2 separate regions of the Homo sapiens genome follow, and region 2 is linked to region 1. Evidence: read pairs that join two places in POLR2A ChIA-PET (ENCODE). Cell type or tissue: PC-3. All regions are shown on one strand.

The links. ChIA-PET counts read pairs that join two places held together with the same protein. Peaks named below come from ENCODE experiments on the same cell type or tissue, not always from the same donor. Only the 100,000 strongest peaks of a DNase experiment are listed, where the experiment ranks them.
Region 2: POLR2A ChIA-PET joins it to region 1 with 6 read pairs; 3 of 35 experiments call an interaction of 5 or more read pairs at or near these places.

The regions. Positions count from the first base shown.
Region 1 is chr9:20,687,794-20,690,293 of GRCh38, reverse strand. The region is part of intron 1 of FOCAD (focadhesin); the gene reads right to left. Among named protein-coding and RNA genes, the nearest start is that of FOCAD-AS1, 4.3 kb to the right of the region's middle. In PC-3, no CTCF peak of the experiment used is centred here; no DNase peak of the experiment used is centred here.
Region 2 is chr9:20,381,460-20,383,959 of GRCh38, reverse strand. The region is part of intron 5 of MLLT3 (MLLT3 super elongation complex subunit); the gene reads left to right. Among named protein-coding and RNA genes, the nearest start is that of MIR4473, 29 kb to the left of the region's middle. In PC-3, no CTCF peak of the experiment used is centred here; no DNase peak of the experiment used is centred here; H3K27ac peaks cover 712 bases.

The DNA.
Region 1 (2,500 bases):
AGGGGAAATGCAATGTTCAGAGAGAGAGATGCTGGAGCCAAATCCTTCGGAAGGTAAAAGGAATAAGACCTAGTGCATAAGTGAGGCGCTGTCCTTAGAAACAGACTCTAGGTCAGAAAATAACAGATGGCAATCTTAGGTAAATGCAGGTATGCCAATCTCCCACATTCATGGCAATTGCCATTCACATTAAGGCATTTCCTATACCTCTGGGCCCAGAATTGACCTAAAAATACTCAACATAACTTCCTAATCCTACCAATAGATAAGAATTGGCACACATGATGAAATGTATTTGCAAAAGTATTTTGGGAATTCAAAGACCAGGAAAAGGTACATCAAAGCAAATAGGCCACACTGTCCATCCTTTCTCCGACAGATAACACAAATATTCACTGGAGACATATATGTTATTTTTAAATTTAGAAACAGTACTATGCCAACTGTCCTACTCTGACAGAAACTATAATGACTTGATGGGTAAACGTTAACAACAGAAAGCTTCATCAAAATTTAAAGTCCCAACTACTAAAAGCTAGCCATATGCTTCAGAGAAGCGCTGTCACCCTTATACCCAAATCTAAGCTCTTTCTAACCTGTCTTCTCCTCTAAATAATCTTTACTCGCTCTCTCACTCCTTCCCAAGCTTTTACACTGACACCATAGTCAATAAGCTTTCTTATATCCTCAGCCTCTTCACTAGATGCTCCCCATACCTCCTAGGCCTAATAGAAATTAAACTCCCCTTCTTTGGTGGCCCCCACCAGTAAAGGCTAATCATCCTTCCAAGTCCCAAGGCCCAGAAGAATGTTTCCAGACCACTTACCCCATCCCACCCCCACCCGCTGTACTTTTGAGGGCATAACATCTAAGTATCTTCATCTCTCATCTATAGTGATCACCACCATAGGCAATCTAAACCTCGGAAATTAGGATCACATTCTACCCTTCCTCCCTGGGTACCACAGTCATCTACAGTCATCTGGGTGAGCAATTCATCGAATGCACCACCAGTCTCATTGTTCCTGAACACCTCCGTTTCTACCATCTATATCCACAGCCAAACCCTACACGCCATCTGCACCCTAAAAATCTTAAATTCCAATATTCTACTCTGACCAGAGGATTTCTATCCTTTTCATTATCTCCCTTTTAGCTACAAACACTTGTATATTTACTTCATCCAGACTTTTAATCCTTTGAACCAATTATGTTATCTCAATCTTTCAGCTCCTCCTGGCTCTATCGTCATCCCTATCCAGTCTAAACTTCACATTCCATCACTCTGACCATTCTTTCACCAATAGTTTCAACTCCTTTGCAATCTTACCATACGCACGTAACAAAATCCAAATACTGTATCAATCCAACTATTTATCATCTCTGGTTCTACTGAATTTTGCTGCCAAAAGTCACAGAATCATATGAACTAGTATTATTACAAATTAATGATCCAGGCCTATCTGGGAAACCTTCCAAAAACTGTAGTTAGCTCTTTCTCCTATTCCCTATGGCATCTGACCAGTCTCTTCTTGTTGGATTCTCTCCCTCCTTATCTTCTAGACATCCACTGTCATTAGGCTGTTCCTTCTGTCTTTTTCACTGGGTCATCTTTCCTACAGGGTAGTGTTTCCCAGCGTTTCCCTTCTGCTTTATTCTTTCTTATTCTACAAACTCTCTTAGGCATCATCCATTCTCACATTGTTTTAACTACCTATAAATTGATAGCATCCTAATCTCTATCTCCAGCCTAGAATCCTCTCTTTAACTCCAGGCCAAAGCAGCCAAATACCCACTGAACAGCACCAATTGTGTGACCTAAACCCATGTCCAAGACTACTGATCTTATTCTCCCCATACATCTGATATTGCTCATGTGATTCCTATCTCGGCAAGTCATAAACCTAGGAGGTATCCTTGACTCCATCACTCCTTCATCCCCTACATCCATCTGGCCACTAACTCAATCACCTTAATATATCTGGAATTCATCCTCTTCTCTCCAGCAGCACTGCATTTTCGGAGTTCTGTCACATGTAATGCAAATGTCTGCCTTACCCCACTACAATTCATTCCTCACATTGCCTCATGAAACTGATGTTAACTTTCTTCCACTTAAAATCTATTACTCATGGATCAACATAGCCTCCAGATTAAAGCTCAAAATGGCTAACACGGTGTGGAAGAGAACTTTCATTATTTACCCTTGTTTACTTTTTAAAGTTGATCTATTCTCTATCTTAACACATTAAGGGTCTATGTCCCGTTTCTAACCTATCTATTTGTCCTCACTGCTTTCTTGTGCCCAGAATGCCTTATCCTCTAACCTCACCAACTAATTCCTACTCACTTTCAAACTTCAATTCAGATGAAAATTCCTCCATAAAGCCTTCTCTGAATCTCCTCAAACCTTGCACACAGTTTTCTCTATCCCCCACTATACTATGTGAACGACTAATTATAATGTTTATCCCATTGTATTTTGGTGTTGTTTATGAAG
Region 2 (2,500 bases), 310 kb after region 1:
TTGACCAGGCAGTTCTTACCTATAGATCATTTGTGCTTAGATTAACAATCACTTTTTAATTCTCATCTTTGTTTATTCTGTTTGTATAGAAGTCCTTGCTAGAATGTCTTATATATTGGGCATTGAACTAGGTACTTTATCAGCTGCCTTCTCCAGGAGAAGTTTCAGAGAAAATAAATTTTGGATTAGTCTAAAGGAAGTTACCTTATTTCTTGAAGTGTCAAGTGTTTTTCAGGGAAGACTATCATGGGGGAGAGGGTGGACAAGCCAAATGGACTCAGACATAACTTTTTAATATCATAATTTTATATTTATTCCTATTGATGATAATAGTAACTAATATTTAGTCATCATTTATTCAGTGTTCTGTCCTAACTGCTTTGCGTTGTCAACATTCTAACATTAGCGATATGAATTGGTACCACTATTACTTATGTTTCCCCATTAGAAATGAAGGAACTGAGGCCTGGAGAGATGATGTTATGTGCTAAGGTCACATAGCTAGAAAGTGGTGGAACTGAGATTCAAACCAGGTTTGATGTTTTCAGAACCTGAGCACCAAATTATTATAGTGTTTCATTCTTTTCACCCTCATACTAATCTAGATTTTTCAAAATATTTGACATTAAGATTAAAATGCAAAGTTCATGTCAAAAGTAAAATATAATTATGTTAAAATTGTTTGACATTTTAAAATAACGTACCCCCCATCATAGAGCTGATAGCTGCATTTGTTTTCTGCTCCTCACCAACACATCTTAATATATATAAATCTCAATGTGTATGCATATATACAACACAATAGTGTTGTAGGTGTAGTTAATAGCTGCCAGCAAACAGTGCCATCTGTGTTTTCTCTTGTTTCTCACTTACTGGAAAATGTTACTGAAGCTCAAATTATGAGTAGGGGCTTAAAGTTCATGTTCAGTATCTCCACCTTTTAACTCTACCACCTTTTATTTGCACAAGAAAATGTGATCCTCTATAGTGACTTTACCCTGTTTACAGAATAGGAGTGTGTGCTATTACTGATAGGATGGGCAGGTCTTACAGTTTAAAAATACCCATAAGACAAATAGATCCTGCAATCTTTACATAGTCATTTCTTTACTTTGTACTTCATAAAACCCTGCAGGCTAGAGCAAGGAATTGATGTAAGTTGATGTCAAACTGACTTTACAAAAACATTCTGGAATTCTAAATCAGTGTGATTTAAGATCCTGTTATACTAAGAGAGGTAGTTAAGCATTTGACATCCGATCTCTCTAGAAGAATGTCTGCTTACCACACATACAGTAGTATCAGATGGGAGAAGCTAGTTTCTAAAACAGTTCGGGGTGGATGTTTGCCTCTGATTAGCCTGTGTATGTGTTAGATGAATGAGCAATTGGGAAGTCATGACCATGTGTTTGCTGTCATTTAAACTGCCAGTCTAATCTAAATATACATGTGGGTGCCTAAGGAGACTTCTTTCTTTTCAAGAAGATCATTCTTAACAGCTCTCCATTCCTTGCTGACACACATGAACTTAGGGGCACTTCTGTTTTCCTGAGGGCTACACCGTTTTCTTTTGAAAGAGGTGAGAACAATTTCTTTGCTTGCTGTGTTTCTAATTTTTAAAGATAAACTATATGTAAAGTTTATTTACTATGAGTAGTAATTTCATAGGCAAGATAGCTTCTGGGATATTATGTAAGGTAATGAAAAATGGGGTGAGAGGGATGGAACAAGGAAAAGCCACAGGAGGTTTTGATGTATAGAAAAATTCAGGAAAATCTTACAATTTTAGATGATTAATGTGCATATAACATGCATTCATCTAATTAAGAAAAAAATAGAGAAAAAGTTTTAAAATAGGAGCCCCAGTGTGCATTTGTTCTCCAGAGTGATTTAAAGTAGGAAAAAAGATACCCTTCTCCTCTGACTTCAGCACATTTACAAGTATTTTATCTACCAGTGAATTTTTAAGTGCATGTTAAAGAAATAGAAGCATTTTTTAACTCATGATTATCGTATTAAATAATTTCTCTTATTTTCTGAGAGAAGCTAAGGATTAGACCTCTAATTATTTTACTAATCTGAAATGAATCTTCTTTCAGAATAATATTGTTCTTACATTTTTCTTAATTATATAGCTTATCATACATTGAAAGTCGTTCATCCAAAATGATTTTCTCCATTCACATATTTTTAAATATAAAAGTAAACACTGCAAGATTTAACTTACCAGAAAAATAACAGAGTATCCCTTGTTATCTAACCACTAGGGTATTTGGTAAAAATTAGCCCTTAATTATACATTAAAATGTTGTTTTATTAAATTAAAAATATAACTATGTAAATTCTCATGCAAGTACATGTATTTCATTTTTAACTTGTTTAATAGTTATATGACTGAATGGCATTTAGATTGGTTTACAGGTTAATATACATGGCAAATATAATCTAATATAAGTAGTTACAAAATTTAAAGAACACAGCATTTGTTCAGAGTTAGGTG